Linked DNA regions of Mus musculus: regions 1, 2, 4, 5 and 6 are each linked to region 3. Evidence: chromatin loops called from intact Hi-C (ENCODE). Cell type or tissue: left cerebral cortex. All regions are shown on one strand.

What was found. Hi-C counts contacts between places; a loop is a spot of excess contacts. Peaks named below come from ENCODE experiments on the same cell type or tissue, not always from the same donor. Only the 100,000 strongest peaks of a DNase experiment are listed, where the experiment ranks them.
Region 1: a loop joins it to region 3, with 7 times the contacts of the local background. A loop is called at or near these places in 11 of 42 quality-filtered maps.
Region 2: it touches region 3 in a loop (4-fold over the local background); 5 of 42 quality-filtered maps call a loop at or near these places.
Region 4: it touches region 3 in a loop (8-fold over the local background); 32 of 42 quality-filtered maps call a loop at or near these places.
Region 5: a loop joins it to region 3, with 3 times the contacts of the local background. A loop is called at or near these places in 4 of 42 quality-filtered maps.
Region 6: a loop joins it to region 3, with 2.4 times the contacts of the local background. A loop is called at or near these places in 15 of 42 quality-filtered maps.

The regions. Positions count from the first base shown.
Region 1 is chr1:171,409,070-171,414,069 of GRCm38, reverse strand. It overlaps Arhgap30 (Rho GTPase activating protein 30), which reads right to left. Exons shown (of 12, transcript NM_001005508.2): 12 at 3,830-5,000. The coding sequence ends at 4,729. It overlaps Usf1 (upstream transcription factor 1), which reads right to left and starts at 2,757. Exons shown (of 10, transcript NM_001305676.1): 1 at 2,630-2,757. In left cerebral cortex, a CTCF peak has its summit at 1,900; DNase peaks (open chromatin) are centred at 1,946, 2,294, 2,765, 3,009 and 1 more place; H3K4me3 peaks cover 2,359 bases; H3K27ac peaks cover 2,065 bases.
Region 2 is chr1:171,489,661-171,494,660 of GRCm38, reverse strand. No RefSeq gene overlaps it. Among named protein-coding and RNA genes, the nearest start is that of Alyref2, 11 kb to the left of the region's middle. In left cerebral cortex, no CTCF peak of the experiment used is centred here; no DNase peak of the experiment used is centred here.
Region 3 is chr1:171,358,501-171,363,500 of GRCm38, reverse strand. It overlaps Pfdn2 (prefoldin 2), which reads right to left. Exons shown (of 4, transcript NM_011070.4): 4 at 4,247-5,000. It overlaps Klhdc9 (kelch domain containing 9), which reads left to right and starts at 2,703. Exons shown (of 4, transcript NM_001033039.2): 1 at 2,703-3,366; 2 at 3,600-3,759; 3 at 3,848-4,046; 4 at 4,521-5,000. The coding sequence starts at 2,840. The coding sequence ends at 4,687. In left cerebral cortex, CTCF peaks have their summits at 2,193 (motif pointing left) and 4,878 (motif pointing right); DNase peaks (open chromatin) are centred at 2,618, 3,117, 4,604, 4,884 and 3 more places; H3K4me3 peaks cover 2,116 bases; H3K27ac peaks cover 3,139 bases.
Region 4 is chr1:171,476,670-171,481,669 of GRCm38, reverse strand. No RefSeq gene overlaps it. Among named protein-coding and RNA genes, the nearest start is that of Alyref2, 24 kb to the left of the region's middle. In left cerebral cortex, CTCF peaks have their summits at 1,127 (motif pointing left) and 2,452 (motif pointing right); DNase peaks (open chromatin) are centred at 2,475 and 3,275; H3K4me3 peaks cover 288 bases.
Region 5 is chr1:171,500,428-171,505,427 of GRCm38, reverse strand. Alyref2 (Aly/REF export factor 2) reads right to left here and starts at 1,950. Exons shown (of 1, transcript NM_019484.4): 1 at 678-1,950. The coding sequence starts at 1,771. The coding sequence ends at 1,115. It overlaps LOC115487699 (a small nuclear RNA gene), which reads left to right and starts at 2,265; the gene lies at 2,265-2,380. In left cerebral cortex, CTCF peaks have their summits at 1,956 (motif pointing left), 2,829 (motif pointing left) and 3,742; DNase peaks (open chromatin) are centred at 1,539, 1,981, 2,841, 3,706 and 1 more place; H3K4me3 peaks cover 1,577 bases; H3K27ac peaks cover 1,598 bases.
Region 6 is chr1:171,565,047-171,570,046 of GRCm38, reverse strand. The region is part of intron 1 of Cd244a (CD244 molecule A); the gene reads right to left. Among named protein-coding and RNA genes, the nearest start is that of Gm35200, 5.5 kb to the right of the region's middle. In left cerebral cortex, CTCF peaks have their summits at 1,419 (motif pointing left) and 2,998 (motif pointing right); DNase peaks (open chromatin) are centred at 1,403 and 3,006.

The DNA of each region.
Region 1 (5,000 bases), 51 kb before region 3:
AAATAAAATAAAACAAAACTGGGAGATTGGCTCAAACAGCACTCGCAATGGAAGTCTCACTCGGAATGAAGGTAACACCCGAGTCCTAAAACCTATAGAAGAGAGGAATGCAGCATTGAGAGCATGTGTAATCACAGGGCGCCTGATGGAGAGCTGGAGATGAGAGAATCTCTACAAGCGGGGCGCCAGCCACTGTCTCCAGCAACGTGGAAAGACAACAACTGACCCCCTACGGCTCTCCTCTGACCAAAAGAAAAGCTAGGAGGGCTCAGCAGGCAGGGCGTGGTGGCAATGCCTGATTCAAGCACTTGGGAGCCAGGCACGTGGATCTCTGAGTTCAAGGCCAGCCATGGCTACAGAGTTCCAGGATGACCAGGGCAACCTAGAGAATCCATATCTCAAAAAACAAAACAAAAAAAACAACCTCCTCCCCTCAAAGAGGCAAAAACTAACTTGTGAAAGCTGTTTATCACAGCGTCCAGCCCACCACACACATGCATGTGCACACACACACACCAAAACTTTTCTCTCTTCCTTCCTTCCCCCCCAACCCCGCTTCTCTCTTTCTGAGACAGGGTTTCTCTTGTAGCCCTGGCCGTCCTGGAACTCACTCTGTAGGCCAGGCTGGCCTCTGAACTCTCAGAGATCCTGCCTGCTTCTGCCTATCTAGTGCTAGGATTAAAGGCATGGGTCGCCACCACCCAGCTGCTCCTCCATTTTCATTCCAACTCCTGGGGGGAGGAGTAGACTGTGAAACAATGTCTGGGGTGCATGGCTGAGGCTATTGTGGATTGTTACTAAAGCTATTATACTCTATGTCAGCAGCTTCACAGGAAAAGCTAGAGCAAAGTTTAGACCACCACTATCAAAACCAGTAACTAATAACCCCCCCACCCACACACTCCCTCACACACTCCCTGATTCTTCTTCCAGCTTCTCCAACACAAACTGTACGAAAAGAAATCTGAAGCTGGGAGGTGGTGATGCCAGCCTTTGATCCCAGCACTAAGAAGGCAGAGGCAGGCAGATCTCTGAGTTCAATGCCAGCTTGGTCTACAGAGTGAGTTCCAGGACAGCCAAGGTTATGTATAGAGAGGTCCTGTTTCAAAATCAAATAAGAATAACAAAAAACAAATTCCAGTCCTCAAATCTAAGAAGAGGAAAACTGAAACCTTTTTTGCTATTGGGAAACCATCACTAAGCATAAAACCCAGGTTTGGCTCTTGGATACTACTCCGCTGTCGGGGCTCTTGTTTTGAGAGAGTCCAGATTTACAGCATCTGTTACAAACACCAGTGCCCAAGTGCATCATGTTCAAGGCTTCTTTATTTTATCCAGCAAGGCTTCCTGTAGAGCAACATAGTTGCTAAAATGTTGCCATGACAACTCCAAATCAACTAAGCCTCAGGAGGAGGGGGGGAAAGAAAACCTCCAGGCTCAGGGTTCTGCAGGAGAAAAGACAAAGGGGGAGGAATCCATCTACAATGTTCCTGCCTTAGGACTTTTGACAACCAGCCAGAGAACGGGAAAAAACAAAGAACTGTACAGACAGATGCCACCAGAAAGAAACAGCTGCATAGGACAAAGCAATAAAATAATCTCAACAAGAAAGGACAAGATTTTTTTTAAACACTCTACCCGCAAGATCTTCCAAACCTTTCTAATCAAAGAAAAACCTTAGTTTAGCGGATAATGCGCCTCGGAAAGACCGTGTGCAAAGAAGAACGTTAACAACAATAACAAAAGGGAACTGAAAGTGAAACTGTCCGTAGAAAGTAAGGCTGCAAAGGGAGGCAGCGTCCGGATGTACGGACCACCTAGGGGGTCTCCATCCTCAAACAGGAGGAAGAGCTCCTCCTGAAGCTCCTGGCACGGCCTGCAGGAGGAGGCTATGAAAGAGACTGCAAGGCGCACGAGACAACCGTATAGCCAACAGCTGTCAGCGCAACTTCTGAGGCTACCCAGAAACGGCGGTAGGCTCCTTACTCAAACCTTGGTTGTATATCCGGAAGCATCCTGAGCATTAATAATACGTGATACGGAAATCAGCCTAGGATTTTGTGGTTTTGCATGCTCAAAAGGAGAGCCCAGCAAACGTCCTCACCAAGCACAGACGCAAAGGCAGAAATTTAAAAAACAAAACACCCCCCACCACCACCCACACACAAAAACCAGATCAAGTTCCCAAAGACTTCAAGCGCCCGGACCTTGCCCGAGAACGACGCGTCTCCCTGCAGGCCCACCGACTAGTAGTAGGCGCTTGGGGACCTGAGTACCCGGCAGGCGCGAGCCCCGCAGCCCGCGCGGTGACCCCGCCGGTCCCAGCCCAGCTCGCCTGCGCCCCAGCTGCTCCGCGGAGGAGAGACGGGGAAAGGACGCCGGGGACCTTCCCGGGCCTGCGGCTCGAAGCTGGATACCCACCGCAGGCGGCTGGGACGTGTGCACACCGGGGCGGGGAGCGAGCTCGGCCCACAAAGCAGGAGAGAAAGAGCCGGGCACGGCCCCCTCCCCCAAAACAAAGGCTCCGTGCCCAGGCGTGGCCTGGCCTGGGAAACGCCAGCCAAAGCAAAGGTGCCCCGCCATGCCGATCCACCGGCGTCCGGACTCCGGCCGGCTCCGACGCACTCACCGGGCCAGGCCGCTTCAGTCGCCGATTTCCCCCGGCAGCCTTCTCCGTCTTTGGATCTAGGTCTCTCCATAGACAGCTGCTCATGCGCAGTCCCAGCCTGCGGCCATGTTGGTGAGGGGCGGAAGTGTGCCCTCGACCCGCCCAGCCGACGGACGGCCCCCCGAGCTGCCACACTTCCGCTCGCTTCAAATCTGATGCCCGCTAGAGCGGATGTGGGTACGTGAGTGGTCGCAGGCTCTGAAGGGAAACAGACGGTATCCTTGGGGACCTCGCTAGAGGCCTTTGTTTTCAGTAAGAACCAGGAAAAAAAAAACCCGACTAAATTGTACTTCCATCCTTGTGGTAGGCGGAGCCCTTTTACTTCCAGTAAAAGGAAGTAGAGGGTGGAACGGCAATCTTAGGCGCCATCTTTCATAAGGGCAATGTGGGACGCCATCTTGGATCAGGGCATCACTTTGAGGGGGTTCCAAGTGGACTTTGGGACATTTCTGAGTGTACGTGGATCTGGGTATATACCTTTGTATTAACGTCAGCAATACTCCAAAGACCTCATAGCTTTTCCTCAGGCTCTTAAATACGTGTGGGGACGAGTTTGATTACCATTTTCTTCATTCTGGGTGTACCCAGAGTGATTTTGGAATAGTGAAGTATAATAGCAATAGCTAGAATTCAGATTCTGAAGCCATTCAGACTCTGAACTGACACTTTTTTTTTTTTTTTTTTTTTTTTGCGATAGGGTATTTCTATGTAGTCCTACATAAACTATGCTGGACTCGAATACACATAGATCTCTCCACTCCCAAGTGCTAGGATTAAAGACAGCCACCACACCTAGAAACTAACACTTCTTAACTCTGAGGTTTTTGATGGGCATTTTTACTTAACTACAGCTCAATTTCTTTGTAAAACGGAAATACCAATACCAACTTCACATCAAGTGGATTAAATAAATTCAAGAGCAAAGTTTTTATGCACACAAATCTGGCCCAATTCCTGGCATTAGATGAACATTATGTAAATACAGGTTTCTCTTCCTCATTTCTTGACCACCATGAACCCAGTTCTACTTTCTAGCTACAGTTTCCCATGACAACTGAGGAAGAATATCTAAATAAGAAAAAACAAGATATATACATTTTGGCAACTTTGGAATGTGATACCATTCACCCAAAACTTTAATAAGACAAAGTACATACACTGTTTAAATGTTAAAAAAAAAATTCAGCTTTTATTATCAAATACCCACCATTGCTAAATGGTGGCCTGTAGCCCCAGCCTGTGCAGAGACAGTGCTAGAGCCAAATTGAGTGACATTCCCTCTACTTTTCTTTTCCTTTTTCTTTTCTTTCTTTATTTATTTTATGTATATGAATGAGTACACCATTGCTCTCTTCAGACTCACCCGTAGAAGGCATCAAATTCCGTTACAGATGGTTGTGAGCCATCATGTGATTGCTAGGAATTGAACTCAGGACCTCTGGAAGAACAGTAGGTGCTCTTAACCTCTGAGCTATCTCTTCAGCCCAACATTCCCTTTTCCTAAAATGGGAGGACCTCTTCTGCAAAATAATTGAAGGTAGAGGATGCCACCCATTTCCTTCAGCAAACACTGAGGACTTTAAAGAGCTTCTTGGATGTTTCTCCTACTCTGAAACTAAAGAGGGTCAGAAGACAGCCAAAAATCTAGGAACAAATCAGGGGTGAGCTATTCTATATCTGGTCCTATATCTCCCACATCTACAGTAGGCTTCTGTGAAGAGATATTCACAGCTCAGAATAGGGCAAAAGTTTGGCTGAAATTCCCCCACTGTATTTAAATTTAAGAAAAAAAAAAGCTTTTACCTACCCTATGTTTTTGTTAACTCCCTGGAAACAAGATTGTTCTATGTTTCTTAAGACTCTGCTAAGACATAAGTGGCTTTGTGTCTAACACAAACATAAGTAAATCCACCAAGTCTGTACCTCTCATGGTCAAAACAAGAAGCTGGAGGACCCAAGCCTATGGAATTAGACATCTCAGCTGCCGAGGCAGCAAAGACAGCTAGGCAAGTGCTCCAGAGATTGGTGATGATTTCTTGGTTCCTCTTGTCCTGTCCTAATCATACCCCTTCATCTTTCCCATGATTAGTCTGTGTTTCAAAAGCATATGTCTGGCGCTGAGGGGCCACAAGAGGGACAACAGGGTGAAGCTCTCTAGGGGGCAGACTAAGCCGACTCCTGGGCTCAGACCCCTCTGTGCCTTCAGGTGGGCGTTCCAAACAGCTAAGGGGCCGGGAAGAATGGGCAAGGATCATGCTACAAGGAGGGGTTCTGGAGCTGAGACTATAATCCCCACCTCCAGTACAGGTCTGGGTCCGCAGAACTCCCTGAG
Region 2 (5,000 bases), 130 kb before region 3:
GCTTTCATGTTAGAACATGTTTTTCAAGTCAACCAGAATCCATGGTCCTAGACCATGGTGGTTCATATTTGGCTCAAGAAAAATACTTGAGGTAAAAGCTGTAATTTGCACCGACGCTGTATCGAGCAAACTTGACGCACGGAGGACAAAAGCAGCTACCCAAATGGACGAACTCAAGAGAGGAAGCCGGAAGTCAGAGTCGGAAGTCAGAGCAGCGACTGAGGTGGGGGGCCGGTAAGAATGTAGGCACCTGCTGTAACAGGGATGGGCTCGTTAAACATTCTGCCCAGACAAAATCAAAACCCCAATGACTTAATACAACAGGGATTTAATGCTTACTAATGCAAAGTCACCGCAGGTCTGCCTGATTCTGCGGGGCAGCCATCTCAGCTCATTTCACTCTGAGTCCTTTGGGACTGCAGAAGGGATGGAGCTGTAGGCCTTGCAGATCGGCAAGATCGTACAGATTGCTCATCACTTCCATCTGGGATTGAAATATGTCCATTTCACCCAAAGTCTACTATTCAAAACTAGTCAAATGTTAGTGCCACCTCACTCTGTCTCCACTTCCCCTGCAATTAGGTTTCACCTAATATAGAGGGAGTTGAATCCAAAGATATTCCTAACCTCCCTTCTTCTAAGCACATGCCCACTCTCTTCATCAAGAACTGGGTTTAGGGCTGGTGAGATGGCTCAGTGGGTTAGAGCACCTGACTGCTCTTCCAAAGGTCAGGAGTTCAAATCCCAGCAACCACATGGTGGCTCACAACCATCCGTAATGAGATCTGATAAATAAATAAATAAGTAAATAAATAAATAAATAAATAAATAAATCTTAAAAAAAAAAAAAAGAACTGGGTTTAGCTGGTTGTAGTGTCCCTCACCTTTAATCCCAGCATCTGGAGGCAAAGGCAGGCACATCTCTAGTTCAAAGCCACACTAGTCTGTAGAGTGACTCAGGACAACCAGGGCTACTTAGTGAGCACTGTCTTAAAAACAAACAAACAAAGACAAATTGAGATTCCATTCCCAGTACCCAGATGGTGGCTCACAACCAACCACCTATAAATCCAGTTTTAGGTGATTTCCTGACCTCCAAGGGCTCCTGCACACATATGGTGCACAGCATACACCCAGTCACACACGCGCACGCACACACACACACACACACACACACACACACACACACACGTAAAACAAAAACATAAATATTTTTTTGAAACATGTAGTATAACTTGCTGGTTCTGTGTGTCAACTTGACACAAGCTGGAGTTATCACAGAGAAAGGACTACCCCTTGAGGAAATGCCTCTATGAGATCCAGCTGTAAGGCATTTTCTCAATTAGTGATCACAGGAGATGGGGGGAAGAGGACAGGGGACATTGTGGGTAGTGCCATCCACAGGCTGGTAGTCCTGGGTTTTATAAGAAAGCAGACTGAGCCCGGCGTAGTGGCACACACCTTTAATCCCAGCACTCGGGAGGCAGAGGCAGGCGGATTTCTGAGTTCGAGTTCGAGGCCAGCCTGGTCTACAGAGTGAGTTCCAGGACAGCCAGGGCTATACAGATACAGAGAAACCCTGTCTCAGAAAACAAAAAAGAAAGAAAGAAAGAAAGAAAGAAAGAAAGAAAGAAAGAAAGAAAGAAAGAAAGAAAGAAAGAAAGAAAGAAAGAAAGAAAGAAAGAAAGAAAGAAAGAAAGAAAGAAAGAAAGAAAGAAAGAAAGAAAGAGAGCAAGCAAGCAAGCAGGCTGAGGGCTGAAGAGATAGCTCAGTGGTTCAGAGCACTGACTGCTCTTCCAGAAGTCCTAAATTCAGTTCCTAGCAACCACATGGTGGCTCACAACCATCTGTAATGGGATCTGATGTCTTCTTCTGGTGTGTCTGAAGATAACTACAGTGTACTCATATACATAAAGTAAATAAATAAATAAAATTTTAAAAAAGAAAAGAACAAGAACAAGAAAGCAGGCTGAGCAAGCCAGAGGAAGCAAGCCAGTAAGCAGCACCTCTCATGGCCTCTGCATCAGTTCCTGCCTTCAAGTTCCTGCCCTGTGTGAGCTCCTGTCCTGACTTCCTTTGGTGATGAACAGCAATGTGGAAGTGTAAGCTGAATAAACCCTTTCCTCCCCAACTTGCTTCTTGGTCATAATGTTTTGTGCAGGAATACAAACCCTGACTAAGATATGTAGTAAGAGAGTCTAAAGAGATGGCTCAGGGGTTAAAGGCACTGGCTGGTCCTCAGAGGTCCTGAGTTCAATTCCCAACAACCACTTGGTGACTCACAACGATCTGTAATGGGATTTGATCCCCTCTTCTGGTGTGCATAAAGAGAGAGCGCTCATAAACATGAAATAAAGAAATAATTTTTTTAATGTAGTAAACAGAAACTGCTTCAGACTGAGTTCATTGTGGGACCCAAAACAAACCAGACCAAACCAAAAAGAAATATCTGCTTAATCAGACTGAAAGGTTAAGGACGCGTGTAGTCCCAACACAGCCGTTTTTCTCACAAACAAGGGAGCCCAGTCTCTTGAGTCATCACAGTGAGGAAGTCCCTTCTGCTTTATTTCTTACAGGAAAACAAAACAAAACAAAACAAAAACAAAAACAAAAAAAAACCCTAAAACCTCATGCCACCAAGCCAATCTCTGCAGCCCTATATTGTTCTATTTCCTTATTCCTCTCAGGAAACCCAGTTTTGCTCCAGTCCAACAGGAGCTGTCCTTCTGTCCCGTAGAACAAAGACTGCCACCACTCACAAGTTCCTAAAGAGAACCAATTAGAGGCCTTTCCATCCCTCCTCCTCCTGGATGGAAAGAGGAGCAAACATCTAGTTATAGATCTAATTGGCCCCGGGGTAGCCTAGAGCTTTGTTCCTGCTAAGTGAACTTGCTTCCACCACTGAGCCACACAGCCTGCCTCAGAAACTGCTCTAGAAAGAGAGTAGAAGTGTTGGGAGCCATTAAGGCAACGCTATTGTCCTGATCTCTGAATTGGGCCTCTCCCCCCGAGAAGAAAAGAGGGTCAAAAGCGGGCCACCGACACATGGATTCCGAGAACTACGGGATGTTCCAGCCCTGGGTCATCACCGCTCTCCTGACCACACCCTGACACCACCAAGTTCCTGCTTCCCCGTGTAACTGCCTAAGAATGTGCAATTCTCTTGCCCCCCCCTCCCACTGATAATTACTTCCCCTTTTGCTTGTATTGCCCTACCCCTCCCACTGATAAGTATCTGTACTTCCCCCTTTGCTTGTGCATTTAAACCTTGGACCTTTCTCAATACATTGGGGTCTTGATACAACTTCAGAACGGTTTCCGTGTCGTTATTCGTACAAGACCCTTGTCTCTCTCTACCCCCCATTTGGTTATTAGGAGGAGGTCCCCTCGAGATCCTCGAATAACTGGACCTGCTGGACGGGTCATAGAAGCTCCCCTTCCCCCCCCCCCCCCTGCATTTTCCTTCCCATCAAGAAATGAAAATGTCATGTACAGGAGTGACTCCTCTCTGCACCAGGAAGGGGAGGGTAGCTAAGCTTCAGACTCCTGTCAACAGAGACATCCTGACTTAAATGTGCAAAACAAACTTTACCCTCATTCACCGGCTTGTCCTGGATCTCTCACGGCCACCTCCTTTGTTTCTCCCAGAGACGGTATTTTTAAAAACCTGAAGTCAAAGCCTCCTGTTTGAAACGGACTCTGGCTGTTGGCCACGTATCCGTCAAGTATAAAATACGGCTCCCTTTCTGCCTCCCATGGTTTTATCTTCTAAGGTTTCAGTTAGCGCTGCTGTTAAACTGCAGCCTAAACAATATGGAATGAAAGCGTCTAGAAACTTAAAAGAATCATGCTCTCAAGTCTCATGCTGTTGTGAGCAGCATGACAAAACCTCACACCGCTCTGCCGCTCTGCCGCTCTGCCGCTCTGCCGCTCTGCCGCTCTGCCGCTCTGCCGCTCTGCCGCTCTGCCGCTCTGCCGCTCTGCCGCTCTGCCGCTCTGCCGCTCTGCCGCTCTGCCGCTCTGCCGCTCTGCCGCTCTGCCGCTCTGCCGCTCTGCCGCTCTGCCGCTCTGCCGCTCTGCCGCTCTGCCGCTCTGCCGCTCTGCCGCTCTGCCGCTCTGCCGCTCTGCCGCTCTGCCGCTCTGCCGCTCTGCCGCTCTGCCGCTCTGCCGCTCTGCCGCTCTGCCGCTCTGCCGCTCTGCTCTGGGACCCAAAGCATCAGGTAACTCCCTGAGTCGTTATTAAAACGGTCAGAGCAGCTGTGAATATGGAGAAATATCAATGTATAGACATGCATAGAGTCCAGCATTGCTGTTACCCAAGGCTCAGGAGTCTGCTCAGCTGGAAAGCCAATACTCAGGAGGCAAGAGCTAGCAGATAGGGAATCAGGTTTATTCAAGGACTGACACACGGAGCAGATAGAGGAGGCTAGCATCCCCCACAAGGGCCATCTCAGGAAACCCAGGTATGAGAAAGGAACTCTCTTACATGGAGAGGTGTGTGGGGCCTGGGCAGAAGACCCTATGCTAAGTAGTATCTTTAGTCATCAATGGTATAAGTTTTCCCTTCTACTTTATTCTTTCTTTTTTTGGGGGGGTGGTGGAGGGGGTGGAGGTAGTTAAGACAGGGTTTCTCTGTGTAGCCCTGGCTATCCTGTAAAACTCTCTCTCTCTCCCTCTCTCTCTCTCTTTCTCTCTCTCTCTCTCTCTCTCTCTCTCTCTCTCTCTCTCTCTCTCTCTCTCTCTCTCTCTCTCTCTCTCTCTCTCTCTCTCTCCCAGGCTGGGCTGGCCTCTCATAGATCTGCCTGCCTCAGTCTTCCAAGTGCTGGGATTAAAGGCATGTGTCACTGAAAGACCCCCGAGCTGGGTAGTCAATTACTCTGAGGAGACCCTCCCAAGGAACAGCGAGACCACGACTCGGATGCAAACGGCAAAAGGCTTTATTGGGAACACGGGTACCCGGGCGACTCAGTCTATCGGATGACTGGCGCGCCGAGTGTGGA
Region 3 (5,000 bases):
AGCTGATGGCACCTGGAAACAACACTCTCTCACTCGTTCTGTGGCTGAAAACCATTGGCTTCTTTTCCTTTTAACTCTCTATGCTTCATTTTTATTTTATAATTCTCTGTGCTCTATTAAACTGCATAACTGTTTTTTATTTAACACTGGAGACTTAACTTTCTTTACTGCTCTGTGTTTTAATAAGTGCTGGAAACTTGACTCTTATTACCTCTTTATTACTGTCTGGGCTTCCATAAGCACTAAAATTTAATTGTTTTAGTTTCAGTTCTGCAGCTTTGTTTGACACGCAGCAGGTTAACTCTGATCCACAGTAGCCATCTATAGATTTTTGAATGTGGTAACAGGCACATAAGTTGCCAATGTGGAGAGCTTGTTTTCTGGACAAACATACTTAGATGCGATACGGAACACTCCTCATTCCCTTGGCCCAGGCAGCTTTATTGAGCCTGGTGTCAATGCGTACATCTGGTGTTCCTTTATGCCCATGAAAGTCCCATTTGCCTTTATGGCAAATTTCTGGATTTCTTTGAGTGCTCCAGGAGCACACTTCTTGAAGCCCATTCCATGGTATTCTCGGGAAACCACCTTGTTGGTGGCCAAACGGTCCTTCTTGCCATCCTTCTCTGCTGGAGCCATTCCACCAGCCCAAGTTGGAAAAGCTAAAATTTAATTTTTTAAAAAAAGATTTATTTATTTTATGTATGTGAGTACACTGTAGCTGTACAGATGGTTGTGAGCCTTCATGTGGTTCTTGGGAATTGAATTTTTAGGATCTTTGCTCGCCCAGGCCCAACGATTTATTTATTAATTTATTTTTTTATTTTATTTATTTATTTATTTATATATATATATATTTTTTGGTTTTTCGAGACAGGGTTTCTCTGTATAGTCTTGGCTGTCCTGGAACTCACTTTGTAGACCAGGCTGGCCTCGAACTCAGAAATCCACCTGTCTCTGCCTCCCAAGTGCTGGGATTAAAATCGTGCGCACCACTGCCCGGCCAAAATTTAATTCTTTATTGACTCTTTATTACTGTTCTGTGCTTAAATAAGCACTGAAAACACTCAAGTCTTTATTCTTAAATAAATGCTAAGGAAACTTAACTATTTATCTCTCTTATTATTTGTGCTCCCGAGTGCTGGGATTAAAGGTGTGTGCCACCACCGCACGGTTGTGTCCAGCTATTTTTGTGTGAGTTCTGGAAATGGAACTCAGGTCCCGGGACTTGCATTACTGAGATGCTGTCCAAGCCTTTGTGTGTGTTTGTTTTTAATTTATTTTATGTGCATTTACCGGTATGAGGGTGTCAGATTCCCTGGAACTAGAATTACAGACAGTTGGGAGCTGCTGTGCTGGGAGTTGAACCTGGGTCCTTTGGAAGAGCAGCCAGTGCTCTTAACCACTGAACCTTCTCTCCAGCCCCCAGGCTCAATTCTTTACTCCATGTGTGCACACCCTCCCCACGTAGTTCTCTCTCAAGATCTAATTGGGACCAGGAGGGAAAAGGCCCAGTGTGAGCCTGCGCCTCAGAATCACGTGATCATTCCCACTGAAACCTTGGACATTATCCGTGGTCTGGTTGGGAGCAAGTTCATGTTTAGAAACCAAAGGCCCAAGTGACAGCCATCCTTCCCACTCAAAGCCCAGCCTGGGGGACAAAGATCCTATTTCGGCTCCACCCCAGCTGGAGCGACAAGTAGAAATCTGCATTTCCTCCTACAGCAGAAACCAGTCAGCCTGCCTTGATCCCAGTCAGCCTGCCTTGATCCGAGCCTCTTCGTTCTGCATTGAGTCCTGCGAGGGCAGAGTTAGGCCTTCAGTAACCCAGCTTGACTAAAAGGAAGAGAGCAGGGAGGGGCAGGAGTCCGTGTCTCTCTCCTCCCCATCTCACCCCCACCCACCTTCTAAGGTTGGGCAGCTTCTGCCCAGGATCTTATCAGGGGAAACTCCCTGCCCTTAATCCTGAGTTCCACGGTGCCTCCATTTAATGTGTTATATTATTCTAATGAGTCAAGATGAAATAATTATTCATCCTAGGACTAAGTAGTGAAAAACTGTCCAAGATATGCCTAACCTATTTTTCCTCTCCCACTTCATCCACCCTAACTCATCTCTTTCTCCCTTGTCCCTTCTTAGCACCTTTCTCTCCTGTCGCTTCTCTCACTGAGACTGGACTCTACTGCCCTCCAGTGGCTAGAGCAGAGAGAACTCTCCCATCCATTCAGCACCTTCAAGAATTTTTATCACAAACAACCCATTTTATAAATAGGATCGCGGAATAAGTCTACTCAAGTCTCTGAATCCCAAGCAACGTAGTCCAAGTTCAACCTTTGATTTCTGACTTGTTTCCTTCCTACCTCATCCCTAGAGAAGATTCCAAGTTGGAAACCGTGCAGCAAAAAATAAAGAAAAAGACACGGCCTCCACGCATCCTACCACCAACACCTTCCTCAAACGTCATAATTACAGGCTAGTTAGCGGCTATTGGGTTCGTCTAACGAACTGCCGGTTTCTAGCCTTTCGGAGCCCAAATCCTTTAGGATATTTACTGGCTTCCCCACATCTCGTTCCCCTGACGACATCACTGTAAGATCGCGGTAGCTTAACCAGGTCTCTTGTTTCCAAGGTAACAGGCGCTTTGCGACCTTCAGTTTGCAGCGGTCGCACTGTAGTCCCTGCAGTGGTTGCTGGGCGACGGCGGTGGAGAGAAGGGGTGGTTTGGGTGAAGACCTGTGCTGTTATTGGAGGGGAAGCTAGTCTATGCTTGGAAGTGCTGGGCCCTTCGTGAAGGAGTGCGACCCGAAGTGACCGAGCTGCTCTCCCCTTCCCTTGGCCCATGGCTGGGGTGCAGACCCTCGGTCGAGCAAGAGGCTCAACCTGGACCTGGAGGCCAGTGGCGCGAGACGTGCTTCTGGCTCGTGCCTTCCATTCATGCACGGAACTGGAAGGACGGTTCTATCTGGTAGGGGGTCTCCTAGAAGGTGGTGCAAGAGTGCCCAGCAACGACACTGTGATCTTTGACCCAGCTGTAGGCCAAGCGGTGCGACTGGTAGCCCGAGGTAGTCCCCTTCGCAGCCACCACGACGCGGCACTGGTGGGAGGTCGTTGGCTCTGCGTGGTGGGTGGCTGGGACGGGTCACGTCGCTTATCCACGGTGGCCGCGCTGGACACGGAGAGAGAGGTGTGGGAAGCATGGGCTGCGAACCCTGGCAACTGCCCTCCTGCTGGCCTCAGCAGCCACACCTGCACTCGCCTCTCAGACGGGGAGCTGCGAGTGTCTGGCAGAGAGGGTGGTACCCACACTCAGCGACGCTACGGAAGCATCTACACGTTAAAGTTGGACCACAGGACCCGAACTTATTGGTACTGCAACTTTGCCCCCAAACGTTCGTTTGTTTTCTCTATATTCTAGAAAAAACAAAACCTAAATAAACTTATTGGTAGTCTATCCATAGCACCTTCTGTCTTGGAATCCAAGATTGCTTAACTCTATCTGCCCCAAGCCTGATTTTCTTTTTCACTAGAGCTCTCTGGCAAAGAACACTTGAATCTTTTCAGAAAACCAAACTCAGGCCCGATTTTCTGTGTACCAACAGCTACAAAGAAGAAGGCTGCCACACAACCTCACGATCAGGCCACTGTGCTGCCCTGCTGCCAACTGCTGGGCCGCACCCGGGTCATCAGCTTTTGCTCTTTGGGGGCTGCAACTCAGTTGGACCGGAGGTAGCAGGGCAATGGAGCCCTGGGAAAATCAAGGTATTAGCTACTCACATAAAGTAGAAAAGGACTAAAACTTCAATAAGCAAACCCTTCAGACAACCCCTTCTTGTTTTTCTCGCCCAAGGAGGAACAACCAGTTGCCCCTCATTTGAGGGAACAGCTTGCAAGGCTTGTGAGCAGTGGGCAGGGACTGCAGCAAGGACCCCAGAGCCTGCGCCATCATTCCTGTTCAGTGGTGGGACCCTTCGCTGTACTATTTGGCGGAGAAACTCTGACCAGAGCTAGAGATACGATCTGCAATGATCTCTACATCTACGATACCCGTGAGCGCCAAGCTATCATTTGAAAGGGAGGAGAAAAAGACACAGCTAAAAATTACAAAACAGGGGTGGTGGGATAGAAAGGAGGAGAAATCAGTTGATGAGTTAAAGGAATGCAGTCCGGTTGTGGTGATGTATGCTACTCAGGAGGCAAAAGTGTGTGGACTGCTGAAAAACAAACAAACAAAAAATAGAGCCAGGCATAGTGATTCACACTTTTAATTCCAGCACTTGGGAGGCAGAGGCAGAGGCAGGCAGATCTCTGGTAGTTTTTGAGGCCAGCCAACTTGATCTAGAGTGTGAAACTAGCCAGGGTGACAGAGTGAGACCCTGTTTCAAAAACAAAATACAATAGACAATATAAATACTGAACATCTGAAAAGGCTGACAAATCAAACGGGAACGATGACAGGCATGCGTACTGGGTAAGGCCGGAGCAGAATGCCACAGTAACCACCTTCTGCTCTCAACCCACAGGCAAGTCTCCGCCTCTGTGGTTCCACTTCCCCAGTACAGACCGTGGACTGAAGCGCGTGGGCCATCGGACTTGCCTTTGGAATGACCAGCTTTATTTGGTTGGGGGTTTTGGTGAGGACGGCAGGACAGCTAGCCCACAGGTTTGCATCCTGGAATTCTTCATCTAAAGAACAGCAGGGAGGCACTCTGTGTTGTGGCAAACCTACAAAGCGATCTCATCAGAGCTATTGCCCTACTTCAAATACTTATTAAATTTCAATCCGAGAGTTTTGTCTCTGAATCCTTTAGAAGATTTATACATTTTACTTATATAAGTGCCCTATTTGCATGTACACCTTTGTGCCAGAAGAGGGCATCAGACCCCATTATAGATGGTTGTGAGCCACCATGTGGTTGTTGGGGATAATAAAACAGATGCCCCCTGGAAGAGCAGACAGAGCTCTTCACTGTTGAGCCATCTGAGCCATCTCTCCAGCCCTC
Region 4 (5,000 bases), 120 kb before region 3:
CCCCCGAGCTGGGTAGTCAATTACTCTGAGGAGACCCTCCCAAGGAACAGCGAGACCACGACTCGGATGCAAACGGCAAAAGGCTTTATTGGGAACACGGGTACCCGGGCGACTCAGTCTATCGGATGACTGGCGCGCCGAGTGTGGAGTTTTTACCCTTTTTATAGGGCTTGGGCTGGGGGGCAAAAAGCGCGGTTACAGAAGCGAGAAGCGAGCTGATTGGTTAGTTTAAATAAGGCTTGGGGTTTTTCTCGGTCTTTTGGGGAACTTGAAACTGAGGTGGGACTTTCCAGAAACTGTTGCTAGTTTCGCTTTATCTGAGTACCATCTGTTTTTGGCCCTGAGCCGGGGCCCAGGTGCTCGACCACAGATATCCTGTTTGGCCCCTGTCCTAGTTTTGTTCAGCCTTATTTTTTAACTAAACTTTCTTGTGGCTTTTGAGAACTCAGCTCTGGTACTTTTTCATGCCTTGCAAAATGGCGTTACTGCAGCTAGCTTGCTAAGCCTTATGGTGGGGTCTTTCATCACCACTGCCTGGCCTTCTCCATGAACATCATAGTTGACCTCAACTTCCTAGGGCTTTTTCCTGTCATATTATATAATATATATGTGTGTGTGTGTGTGATTTATTTATGTGTATGGGTGTTTTGCATTCATGCATATATGTGAACCATGGAGGCCAGAGGACATCAGATCCCTTGGAGCTACAGTAACAGGTTACAGATAGTTGTGAGCTGCTATAGAGATGCTGGAAATCGAACCCTGGTCCTTGGGAAGAGCAGCCAGTGCTCATGACCACTGAGCCATGTCTCTAGCCCCCTGGCCAGCTATTAGATCAACTTATTTTCCCCGAGCTTCTTCAGTGTGTCCAGGTGGGGGAATCTATTACTGGGACTCATTACACTGCTGCTGGATGCACCCAGAGAACCTGGAAGAAAGAGTGGACTTAGACCTAAGTTCTCAAGAAGCCTGTATTCTGGTGCTGGAGAGATGGCTCTTCAGTTAAGAGCACTGACTGCTCTTCCAAAGGTCCTGAGTTCAATCCCCAGCAACCACATGGTGGCTCACAACCATCTACAATGGGATCTGATGCCCTCTTCTGGTGTTTCTGAAGAGAGCAACGGTGAACATAAAATAAATAATTCATAAATACATAAAATAAATAATTAGTTATTCTGGGAGATGTGGCTCTCCACTCTTTCCAAAAACTCTTGAGACCTGTGCTGATTACTATACCCACATAACCTCGTATAGAATGGCAGCAGAGAGTTTTCTGGTCTTTGATTATCAAGTTTCAATAACCAGAGAGAAACTTTTTTAAAAAGAAGAGAAAACAAATATATAGTTTATCTCTATTGTCCAAACTAAAACAACTCATCTTTCTGCACCCTTCTACCGAGTGCTGGGGTCCCCAGCAGGCACCACCGTACCTAGCTGTTATTCTCCTTTTATTTAATAATCATATACCCCCCAAATCATAAATATTTTAATGTTTCTACGTGTTCTCCATAATTATTGTTCAATAACTGGATAAGTCTCCATCGGTCTCCACATTCTGGTTTAACAATCTGCGTATTGTGCAGAGCTTGGTTTCCTTCCAGCTCGTTACTTTACGGATCACGCTACAATGAATGCCTTTCACGTGGATCTACATACGTCCCTTGCTTTGTTTAATTGTCTCCTTGGGGCTTGTTCCCACGAGAGACATCACTGCATTTCAGGGTGTGAACAATTTTATGGCCACTGACACAAGCTGTTCTAATGGGTCCCAAATAGGTTGTGACTACTTACTAGCCCGCTCACAGGCAGAGTCCCCCCAGAACTTAACACCTTCAACACCAGCAGAGTCCCCTCCAAAACTTAACACCTTCAAGATAAAGGTACACTATTCCCCGGTTTTTTGTTTGAGTTGGGATGGGTGAAGTTTAGCGATGTAGTTCTGGGGACTTTTCATTGTTGTTTTGTTGAATATTAACACCGGAAAAAGTGGACTCTCAGTTTAAATGCCATTTAATTGTGATTCTTTGCCTTCTTTCTGCATTTACTACGGATAAGTAGGACTCAGGTTCACAGGGTGATTCCGAAAGCTAAACTACCACGGATCCCTAAACTGCTGCAGGCCAGCACAACCTAGCAAGATTTTTGTCTTGTTTTGTTTTGTTTTTTTCAAGTCAGAGTTTCTTTCTTTGTGTAGTCTTGGCTGTCCAGGCTGGTCTCAAAGTCTCAGAGACCCTCCTGCCCCTGCCTTCTGAGTGCTGGGATTAAAGGTGTATAATCTTTATGCATCACCCTGTATAATAATTTTAAAACTACCATATTGTTATAAAGAACAGTAGGAACACACAGACACACATATGCAGATCATTAAAATCCATTAAACACTTTTAAATTTTATATATCTGAATGTTTTGCCTACAAGTATGGACATGGACCTTGTACATGTAGTGCCTGCAGAGGCCAGAAGAGGGCATCAGATCCCCTGGAACTGCAGTAACAACAGATGGAGAATACTCCAAAGAACAGCAAGTGCTCTTAATCACTGAGCGAGCCATCTCTAACTAAGTGGTTTAAATTGCAGACATTTAGGAGCTGGCTAGGTGGCTGAGTGAGTGGGTAAAGCTCAGAAAATTTGACTACCTTAGGTCAAGCCCCAGAGCCTAAGTAAAGGTCGTGGATCCTCTAATACCTTGTAAGAATTCCCCCGAGTGTTTGAACACTTGTGAGTGCATGCACGCAGACACTTTTTTTGTTTGTTTGTTTGTTTTGTTTTGTTTTTTTGTTTTTCGAACCAGGGTTTCTCTGTATAGCCCTGACTGCCCTGGAACTCACGCTGTAGACCAGGCTGGCCTCGAACTCAGAAATCCACCTGCCTCTGCCTCCGGATTAAAGAGATTAAAGGCGTGCGCCACCACGCCCAGCTACTTTTTTTTTTTTTAAAGACAGTTCAAGGCTAACCTCTACAACAGACCAAGTTCAAGGCCTGAGCCAGAGAAAATCTTTCCTCAAAACAAAATAAACCCAACACTCCAGAGGCAGAGATCCCCGTGAGTTCAAAGCCAGGCAGAGCTACATAGTGAACCCTGTATGGGAAGAAGAAAAAAAAAAAGGAGAGAGCACAAGATATTAAGCGGGGAGGGGAGGAGAGGGATCCTCTCTACAGCAGCTTCCTTAAGCACATTCCATAACGTCAACATCAAGTTTAAAAAGGTATGCCTGTGTGCGCATGCGTGTCCACGATCACCGCCCACCTTTGTGGCGTCCGCTCTCTCCTGCCTGCTTCTGGGTTCTGAGGATCAGTCTCGGGTGCTCATGACCCATTGAGCCATCTCAAAGGCCCTAAGTAAGGCTTCGCACAATCCCTTCTCTCTGTTTTCTCTCCTCGTCCACAGATAATTAGCCAACAGCCCTGCCTAGCAGGCAGGGCTGCCTCCACCCTCCCGTGCCCCGCCCCACCCTGCAACGCACAGGGCGCTGCCTTGCCTGAATTGAGTAAACTTCCCTTCCGGTTCAGACCTCTCTCTCCTCTGTACCTCAGAACCGGTCTGTCCGGGTTCTACTCTCAGGTGGTAGAATGAAGATCTCAGAAATGCTGGTGGAACTGGCCGAGACTGGGTGCACCGTGTGACTGGAAGAATAACAGTAACGCCCTTACACACGTACACACACACACAGAAACGCACCTGTACACATGCACACACATATGCACACGGGCAAGCACACACACACTCACGCAGTACCCCAGCACACACCACTTCCAGGGTTTCCCAGCTCAGGCCCAAGACTCCCTCTTTGCTATTTCACCTGAGCTAACAGGTAGAACCAGGACACATGATAAACATACATTAGAATCTAAAAGTAAAACAAAACAAACAAGCAAACAAACAAACAAAAACACGAAACTCTCAAGCGCCCATATGCTATGTCCAAATCAATGGGGTGCTTGGCTGGACCCTAAACTTTTTGCTTTCATTAATTGCCCATTGGGCCACTGTAGAGACAAACTAGAGGAGGCCTCAGAAAGCACTGTGAGAAGTAAGGCCCTCAAATTTGCGTTCAGAAAAATCACATCTGGATGCTTCCTCTGGGACAGAATGCTGCTGCTGCTGCTGCTGCTGCTGCTGCTGCTGCTGCTGCTGCTGCTGCTGCTGCCCCTGCATCTCTCCCAGGTCCCAAAGACACATTCCCCCAAGGAGAGGAGTGGTCAAAAACTGTGGTAGAAAAGAATTTGTGTTTTAGCTCAAGGTCTACATCCTTTGCTCGAGGCTGCTAGGCAGGAAGAGAGGAATGAAGAATTGTTAATACCCATCTGCTTCCGGGGTAGGGACTGGGTCAGATCGTACATCTGTCAGCTTCCTCTCCTGCAAAAGGCCAAGAGCCAGACCGACACTACCCTTTCTGAGGCCGACAGCAAGCAAATGCCTCCCCCACCCTGTCTGTGACCATCAGCGAGACATATGAATACTGATGGGTGACATCTTTGGACACAAATAGCATGGTTAATGCCAGTAACTCCTTTTACAAGTGACTTGGTCGTTCTTCGGTCACACCCTTTGATGGAGAGCTCTTCTAGTACAAAGGAAGCTATAGGCACCCAGAAGAATCCTGTTTCACGAGCTAGCACCACAGCCCCAAACCAGAAAGTATCACACAGCTCCGATTCCACCACTTAGAAGGAGGAAGGCAGGAGGATCAGGAGTTGAAGACCCTCCTAAGCTATATAGCAATTTAAAATCTAGTCTAGCCGGGCGTGGTGGCGCACGCCTTTAATCCCAGCACTTTGGAGGCAGAGGCAGGTGGATTTCTGAGTTCAAGGCCAGCCTGGTCTACAGAGTGAGTTCCAGGACAGCCAGGACTACACAGAGAAACCCTGTCTCGAAAAACCAAAAAACAAAAAACAAAAAACAAAAAACCTAGTCTAAGCTAAATAAGATAATGTTTAGGGAGCAGGAAAGAGAGAGAAGAAGAGAAAGAGGGAGGGAGGAGAGAAAGGGGGGGGGGCT
Region 5 (5,000 bases), 140 kb before region 3:
TTGGTGGGTGGTGGGCTACAAGGGAGGTTAAAGCGTTTAAGAACTATCATTAAAAATAAGATTTGGGCTGGGCTGTGGTGGCGCACGTCTTTAATCCCAGCACTTGGGAGGCAGAGGCAGGCAGATTTCTAAGTTCGAGGCCAGCCTGGTCTACAAAGTGAGTTCCAGGACAGCCAGGGCTACACAGAGAAACCCTGTCTCGGAAAAAAATAAAATAAAATAATAATAATAAGATTTGGAAAATTAAAGATACAACGGGAGGAGTGGGAAGTGAGCTTGATCATGGTACACAGTGTGAAAGTCCCAAATAATTCACAAAAATATTATGTTAAAAAAAAAGAAAGTTGGTGTTTGTTTTTTGTTTTGTTGTTGTTTGGGGGGGCAGGGTTTTGGGGAGAGGGGCTTGAAACAAGGTTTCTCTGTGGAGCCTGTATATCCTAGAAGCTAGTATTAAAGGCATGAGCCGCCGCCACCACCACCACCCCTGCCTTTGATTTTATTTTAGATTAGTCATATCTCACTAAAACTCCTGTCTCAGCCTTACCAACGCTGAGAGGTCAGGTAGGTACCACCCCTACCAGACAGAAAAGACTTTCCATGTAATTAAACCCACCGCCTTCCTTGCTCATGGTGAGTAGGCATTCTGCCACTGAGCTGCATCAAAGGCAAGGTTTTTTCAATTCTTGTTTTATTCTTACATGATGGAGCTGAGAATGAAACCCACTTCTTCATGCATGCTAGTCAGTCATGTGTTCTGTCCATAAAAGTCATATTGTAATTTGTAATTTTTCTTTTTCTTTTTTAATTTTTCCAGTTCTACACACATTTCTATTTTATTATGACAAAGGTGAAAATGCCACCTTCTCCACAACAGCACCCAGGAAAACTTATCCCAAAAAATAACTCAGTACAAAACAGGTCTGTTTCAGAATTTAAAAAAAAAAAAAAAAAAAAACTTTACATGAGTTTTTAGATCCTATTTTAAAACAGGAAGTAAAAAGAAACAAAAAACCAAATTCACCATTGTCTGCACAGTCCAGTTGCCTACCCTCCCTCTAAGGCATCACAGACGAGGCGTCTGGGTCCCGGTTCTTGTGCGGATTTGTTCGGTTGTTTAGCTGGTGTCCCTCCTTGCATTGTAAGCATCCAGCTGTGCGTCCAACTCCTCTGCAGAAAGCTGCTGCTGCTTTGAGTTCCTGCCAGTGCCTCTACCCCTTCCCTGGCTGCCGCGGCCACCAAAGCCTCCAGAGCCACGGCTCCTTGTCATGCCGCCTCTGTTTCCGCTTTGTGCAGGTCTTCGCTGTGGATCGATCTGTGACGTGACAAGCTGGATGTCCATAGGGCGGCCATCCAAAGGGACGCCCTTGTACTGCTTCATAGCCTTCAGGGCATCTGCCCTCCGTTCAAAGTGTACATCCGCCGTCCCTAAACTTCGTCCAGAGCGATCGTAGTCCACAGCGGCTTTTTTCAACGTTCCAAATTCAGCAAAGAGTTCCTGAATGTCAGCATCTGACACCCCGAAGTCCAGGTTTGACACGAGCAGCTTGGCACCGGTCTCCACGCCTTCCCCACCCCCGCAGCCGCTGTCGAATAGGTCGTGCTGCCACTTGTCCGGAAGTGGTTTCGGTCTACTGTACGGTGCCGGCCGGTTCCTGCCGCCGCGGGCGATGGCGGGCCGGTTCCTCCTAGGCCCGCCGCCTCGATTCACCCGGCGCTGGTTACGGTTCAGCTTAATGATGTCGTCCAAAGACATGTCCATCTTGTCGGCCATGGCGGGCGCGGATCCGGGCCTGACTGGCCCGGCCCTCGCGGTGCAGACCAGAAAGTACTCAAATTCAATGATTCCCCCGCCTTGACTCCGCCTCTCCGACCGGTGCTGGAATCACAAGCGCACCAAAATCACACTTGGAAATTGGAAGTCTGTGCGCTTGTGAATCTGGCTTTCGCTCTGACCCCTGGTGGCCGCCCAGCGCCTAGAGACATCTGGGACAAATTCGAGGCACTTCCGGAAACCGAGCGGGCCACGCGGCTTCTCCGCGATATTTGCATACCCACAATGCAGTGCACACAGATGGTTGTATAATTTAAAAGGGTAGCGTGTTGTTTTCGTTGTTCTGTTTTATTCCTTTTATTCCTTAATGTGATAGAACCTTCAAAGATTTATCTGATATAATAAAGTAGTCAGTGTCTTTAGGAGTAAATAGTCACCATTAGTTGTCTAGGAAATACAGTCGGCCGAGAACTGTACACTAGGACAGCTGGGTATACTCTGGTTTCTCTTCAGATCGTATAAATCTTTCGCCTTTTACTAAAGATTTCCGTGGAGAGGAACAATTCTGAGTCTTACACTAATTTTTTGAGGCCTTGCTTTAGCAAGGCTATTAATAATGTTTAAAGTTAGAATTAACAGTCTTTATTGTGTGCTCTATGTATTTTTTTGTCTTCAGTGTTAACCAAAGTTAGAATTAACAGTCTTTATTGTGTGCTCTATGTATTTTCTTGTCTTCAGTGTTAACCACTGTAAGGTAAAAATGGCTTGAGCTTAGGCTAAAGAGACAGCTCATTGGTTAAAAGGGCTCAGTCGCATGGCGTTGTGTCTCATAACCGATAAAGTAAATAAGCCTTTAAAAGCAAATACTAAGTTTTTGTGGGAAGTCTGTAGACATGTTATTTATTAAGCTGTTTTTTATCTAGCTGCGTTATGTTGTGGTCTCAGTGAACATATGTATAAACCATTATTTTTAATATTTTATTTAAGTGCAAGGTGGTTATGGACTTAAGGCACGTACAATTTTCTAGCAAGATGGCTAACCCAGCTCTGTAGCTGAGGAAGAACTAGCGCCCCCTTCTGACTTCCATCAGTGCCAAGCAACGCTCAGATACGCAGGCAAAATATTCATACAAATAAAGGCAGATACATTCTAAAAAATAAATGCAGCCACTCGAGCAGAAGGGACAGGTTACCCTCAGAGCTGTGGGAGGGGCTAGACTATGATGCAATTCCCCATCTCCCCCCAGTCCCTCCCCCCCCAAAAAAATGAAAACTACTCTCCCACCCAAGACCTTTCCCTTAAGGACAGAGACTGTCCCTTTGAAATACCTCAGTCTCCTTATAGCTAAAATACCTCAGTAATAAGAACAGGTAACAAGGGGGCTGGAGAGATGGCTCAGTGGTTAAGAGCACCGACTGCTCTTCCGAAGGTCCGAAGTTCAAATCAGCAACCACATGGTGGCTCACAACCATCCGTAATGAGATCTGACTCCCTCTTCTGGTGTGTCTGAAGACAGCTACAGTGTACTTAGATATAATAATAAATAAATCTTAAAAAAAAAAAAAAAGAACAGGTAACAAAGTGGCAGGAACTTCAAACACAGAATGCCCTCGGTCTGCTTGGCAAAGCATCTTTGGCTCTGCCCACCAAAGTACACTGGAAAGGAAGTTGAACTTTCTCTCTTCCTGGAACAGACTTGAAATCATGGAAAGGCTCTTGGATGTCTCCTGGATGGGCTACTGCACTGACCAGTTCATTGCCTGCTTCACGCCTCACTTCTGTTTCTACAAAATTCCCTGGGATAAACGCTCCACAGTGCCCCACCTGGGGCCTACTTCTGCTGGATAGGAGCTCCCACAACTCCCACCTGTAACCCTATAACAAATCTCCCTTCTAACCTCTCGGAAATTCCTTCTCTGCTTTGCAAAACAAAGGACCTGAAAGCCAACGGTTTGGGTGCCTCTAGTGGCCATTGGATAGCCTGACACCTTAACACTCCAAGCTATCCATGACTGAAGCAAGAAAGTTTCCAAAGATACTTTCCCACTTTTCTTTATCATCCTCAGTGTCATCAATAGGTGAGGGCGGGAGTATAGGGAGTTCACGGTCCAGCCTGGGATACCTGCCTAAAGAAAACAATAAAATAAAGAAACAGGATGGACATACCATGGATAGCCGAACATGTCCAGCAGAGAACAAAAGAGTGTTCATAATTGCATCAGTTGCTTTCCTGTTGCTGTGATAACAAAACCAAAGAAAAGTTCATTTTGGCTAGGAACCCAGAGAGAGAATCCATAACAGTAGGGGGAGGCATAGCAACAGGGGGATGGAGCAGAAAGCAGATCACATCTTCACCTTTAAACACAATGCAGAGAGAATAAACCGGAAGCAAGGAAAGGCTATAAACTCTCAGAGCCCACCACCCCCCAATCGACATCCTTCTGCCAACACAGTCAGACCTAAAGGTTCCGTATCAGTCCCCTACCCAGCACCACTAACTAGAGATCAAGTGTTCACTCACCCAAGCTCACCAGGGACATTTCTCCTTCAACCCACCACAATAATGGAATTTGATTCTTCTGTGGATAATTGTAGGCTTGGGTTGACCTCTAAGGGTTGTTTTAAGGTTTACAAATTCATGATAACACATGGAGAACATGTTAGATACATATTTAGTTTTTTAAGTGTTGGCCTCACTGTCTGCTCCTGATCCATGGATAAAATATAATTGAAGGAAAACCAAAGCAAGACTTCTTGCTTGGGAGAAGAGTGGTCAGATGTAAGGAACACTGTAGGTCAGAGAACACCACCGCTAACCCAAGGTCCATTCTATACATTTTAGGTAGGATTTCTGTTGCTATGATAAAACGCCATTAGTCAGGATTCTCTAGAGACGCAGGAATCACAGGATGTCTCTATATATTAAGGGAATTTGTTGTGATAACAACGGGCAGCTGTGAATGGGAAGTCCAAGCATCTAGTAGTTGCCACGAGGCTAGTTATTTAAGCTGGTCTTCTGTAGAAGTAGGTTTCAACAGACGTACTGGCAAGAGCAAGCAGTTGAAGAAGAGTGAATCTTCCCTCTTCCAATGTCCTTATGTAGGCCTCCAGTAGAAGGTGTGGCCCAAATTAAAGGTGTGTATACTACCGCGCCTGGATCTAGACCTTGCTTTGTCCCAGACTGACCTTGAACTCAGAGATCTGCTTGCCTCCTGAGATCAAAGGTGT
Region 6 (5,000 bases), 210 kb before region 3:
TTGTGTATGTTCCAGGGATCAAACTTGGGTTGTTAGAATTGTGCAGCAAGTGTTTTGACCTACTGAGCCAGCCTGCTGGCCCTCTGCAGACAGGATCTCTCACTGAACCTGAACCTCATTGGTTGATCTAGGCTGGCTTTTTAATGGGTTCTGGGGACTTGAACTCAGGTGTTCTTGCTTTCAGATCAAGTGCTATTACTATCCACTAAGCCATTTACCCAGACACTTCCTTTTGGATTTTGAGATGGGGTCTCACTAAATAGCCCAGGCTGGCTGTGAACTCACTATCCTACTGAGTATCTGGAATGACAGACTTGTTCCTCCATGCTCAGTTCCTAGAGGATAATTTTATAACCACCTCGTTAATGGTGTGACTCACTCCATTGTAATTTGGCTGTCAAGCCCACCCCCCCCCCATGTTCATATTCTGTAGGATTGGTCCTCAGCTGATAACATCATTGAGAGGTAGTTAGCTCATGGACCTCATCAATCAACTACACAAAGATGGGGCTTGGTCAGTGGGTCACTATGGACACATCTCCCAAGGCAACGTCTTTCCCATTCCTGACTGTGTCTCTCAGCTGCCCAGCTGCTAGAAGGTGAGCACCTTTGTTTTGTTAGATCTTCCCACCATGACACCCCACAGTCCACAGCACAGGAGTAAGCCAACCATTGACTAAGACCTCTGAAATAAGGCTGGAGACATTACCTAGCATGCACGAGGCCCTAGATTCATCCTCAACACTGCTTAATGCCAGGAATCAGTGGCATACAACAGTACTCTCAGCACTCAGAAGGGAGAGGCAGAAGAATCAGAAATTTAAGGCCATCCTCAGCTACATGGCAAATCAGACGCCAGCCTGGGCTACATGAGATCTCACCTCAAAACAAAAGGGCAAATAAAAACTCTTAAATAAGCTGAATATAAATTTATCCCATTTTAAATTTGTTCCTCCAGGTATTTGTCACAGTGGCAAAAAAGTCTGACTCGCAGGACACTGAGGGAAGCATGCATGGCCAGCAGTGATGGCCAGAAATCCTGAACCGTCAGACCCAGTAAAAACAATGCTGAAACGCATAGCTTGTCTTGGGCTCTAAAATAGAGCTGGACTCACAGTCCTCTCAAAACACTTAGTGCATTGCACTGTGGGCAGTGCTCACTAAGGCTTATTGTTTACTGTTGTTTTAGGAACCAGAAGGTCTCTGCAAGACTACTCTCTAAAATGTTAAAGCTGGGCCTTCCAGGTATGTCCGCACTTCCCTGCCTAGGGATCAAGATGTGAGTTAATTAACATGGTGGTGGTAGACTATAACATAGTGATGGTAGACTGTAACATAGTAGCAGACTTTAGATAGCTACCTCAGGCAACCCAGAGCAGTAATTGACGCCCTTAGGTAAGGAAGCCATGTGGTGCCACCCAGAGGCTGTAGACAATAAGAAAGATAATCTTGCCTTAAAGAGACTGCAGTGTGCAGGAGCAGGGGGTCAGAGAGTGAGGTAAGAGAGAGAGAGAGATGGTTACACACAGGGTTCTTAACAATGTAGCACAATAAGAAGAAAGGCAGTGTGAGGAGAACAAGATGGTGGCTAAGTAAGATCCTCCAGGATCTTCCCACACCTAATTACCTTGATAAAACGTAAGAAGATCTAGCGGGGACCACAGTGCCCAACCATAACAAAATACAAATATGGGAAGAAACTGTCCATGCCTCATGCACCCCAACTCCAACCAGTCCAGTGTAAGGCGTGATGTCACCACTTTGGGAGTGTGAATGAGTTAAATTCGAGCTTTAGGCTTGAAACCATGTACCAGGCCTGATGTGGTGAAACCCACATGCAACTCCTACCACCAACCCAATACCCACAGACTGAGTTACCAGACAACATTAGCACAAGAGGCTGAATGGTCCACCTCTCTCTTGTAACTTAGGGTCACAGGGCAGGAACTAAGACTCCAATAACTGGAGGAGGCAGTAGGCTTGTCATAGAGCTCAGTGACAGGACTGTCATAGTAATGCCAGACCCGAGGAGAAACTGCACCTTCAGGACAAAGCACACACAAACAGACTCTGCATCAGATGAATGAGCCAGATGTGTGTCTTAGCCCACATCACCTCCAGATGTGGCATGGTCCTCACGAATCCCTGAAGCTGTGAAACTCAAGCATGACCCAGGTTAGCTCTCATATGACCCAGGTTAGCTCTCACAGACTGACACAAGGTTTCAAAGGCTTTGCCAGTTTCTCCTGGGTCTTACACATGGCCAGCTCACATCAAGCAATACACATTCACTAAGAACTTGACTCAGTCGGGACTTCACTGGCTCCCCACACTCTGACCCTACATAAAATGTGGATCCCAGTACGAAGGAGGTTGTGACTGGAGGATCAGAAATTCAAGGTCACCCTTGGTTACATAACAAGTTTGAGGCCAGCCTCAGACACATGAGATCTTGTCAGAGAGAGAGAGAGAGAGAGAGACAGATGAAAGGAAGGGAGGAAGGAAGAATATGAGGAAGAGACAGAGAGAGGGGGAGGAAGGGAGGGAGGGAGGGAGGGGGCGAGAGGGGAGAGAGACAGAGTGAGAGAGACAGAGGGGGGGGGAATAAAGGAAACACACCTTATAGCTAAGGACATGCATTACCTGGAAAATGAAAGATTAGAACAAAATTTTTCATGAAAATGGAATCAAGAAGAGAGTAATCACCTTTCTATCAAAAAACAAGCTTTAAGTATTTACCAAAAAAAAAAAAAATCTAGGTATAAATAGATCTAAAGAAGTGAAAGACTTCCATAAGGAAATCTACAAAATGTAATGGAAGACGTTGGAAAGAACAAAGGAATAGATAGACATACCACATGCTTGGATTTGAAGAACGATTAAAAGCCATATCAAAATATCAATGATATTCTCCACAGAAATAGAAAGAAAACTATGCGAATGCATACATAATCTACATGCGGGTCTGGGCATATGAATGTAGTTATGCCGAGAAACCAGAAGGGGGCGGCAAATTCCCTCTTTATGCTGGGCGTTACTCTAGAAAAGGGTTTCCTGACTTCAGCCCTAAATATTAAGGGCCCAAGAATACCTGGGTATTGGGATAGAGTTTGTGCTATGCATCACTTAGCAGCATCCCTGGCGTCTGCCCACTAGATGCAAGTGGTACCCTAGCCTCAGTCATGACAAACAAAAATGTCTTCAGACCTTGACAAATGTCCCCTGAGGAAAAACTGTCCTCATTGAGAAGCACAATTCTGGGCACTGCGGTGTACCATGAGGAAGAGCGTCAAGACCCCATCCCCACCCCACCCCACTCCCGTAAAGCTCACATTCCGGTTGGAGTGCATGCCGTAAACAAGCAGAAAAATAAAACAAGACTTCTCAGAGAAGCCTGAGTGCCATGATTTTATATTTAAAAATTTTTTTTCTTTAAAGCATTTTAATTTGAAAGGTGACAGCAGAGCATCTGAGGATTTCTTTAGATTGAGAAAACCTCCGTGCTATCATGCGCCTGAGTGAGAAAGCTCTGTAGCCAAGGCAGAGGCTATCAGAAGAGAATTTCAAGGACATGAATCAACTAGTTCAAACCCTCTCCAGTAAAGAACCCAAGCAGAGGGCACGAAACTATTGCAGACTTTTTTTTTTCAACCTTGGGAATTAAACCCCAGTCCTCATGTCGGGGGTGGGGGTGGGGGCAAGCTCTCCTCCCCTATGTAGAACATCAGAGATAAAAGAGCCAGGACTAGGGAGAGACATCTGGTCGTGGGATTGGCAGCATTGGTAAAGAAATAGACACGGGTCTTAAAGCTTCAACTCCTAGAAATGTGGCAATACCCTGTAAACTATGGAAGGAAGAGGGCAAGGAAGCAGATAACACTGTAGAGACAATCTAAGTGAGTGGGTTGGAGGAGAGCTTTTGATTGGCTGATCCACAGGAAGTTAGATGTGTTCCTCTCAGATAACAGGTGGTGACGGGGAAGATCTGAGGCACCAGGGCTGATAATCGATCAGCAGTACCAGCTACAGGAAGAGTCAAGAGTAAGGTCCAGTCAAATAGAAGTTGTGTCAATGACATGTAATTCATCAGCCTTGTGCTGAGCTGAAAGCTCTGGGGGCCAAACTCCATCCCACACAAGGCTGAGATGATAGATGGATCCTGGGTATTTCACAGGAAAAGATGGCATGAGCAGCCAGCAGTGCCAAATCTAAAGACTCTGACAAAAGACCCAGACAGCTTGTCACAGAATCAAACTCTACGGAGCACGGCAGGATTTCAGATAAGGAAAGGAATTCTGATGAAGGAAAGGGGTGCGATTAACACAGAAGGATACAAGAGGAGTGACTGGAAGGCAGGACCACCCAGCACTGTTGGCTGGTGCACGGATGCATCTTACTTGCTCAAAGGCAAGGTTGGAAGTTCAGCCACTGTGCCATTCAATGAGGATGCCTGGGTTGCTCAGTGCTGGCTGGTATGATTGTCTCCCTATACCTGTAGGTAGTGTTTTTATCATTTTTATTTTTAAGAATGGAGTTATCAGGAGCATTGGGTCATGGTTTCCTTAGGGTTACTATTGCTGTGACATAACACCATGCCCAAAAGCAGAGGGAAAGGTGTATTTCACTCCACAGTTCCTTAATAATAGTCCATTATCAAAAGCACTGAGGGCAGGAGCTCAAGCAGTACTGGAACCTAAACACAGGAGCTGGCGCAGAGACCATAAAGGGGTGTTGCTTACTGGCTTGCTCCAAAGGGCCTGTCCAGCCTGCTTTCTTATAGAACCAAGGACCACCAGCCCAGGGATGGTGCCAACTCACAATGAGCTGGAAACTCTGGGATCCATCACTAGTTAAGACAGTGCCTGACAAGCTTGCCTACAGCTGGATCTCATGGAGGCAGTTTCCCAATCGGGACTCCCTCTTCTCTCATGACTCTAGGTTGTGTCAAGTTGACCTAAAAGTAGCTATTATAACTGACCCCTTGTCAACCTTATACGTAA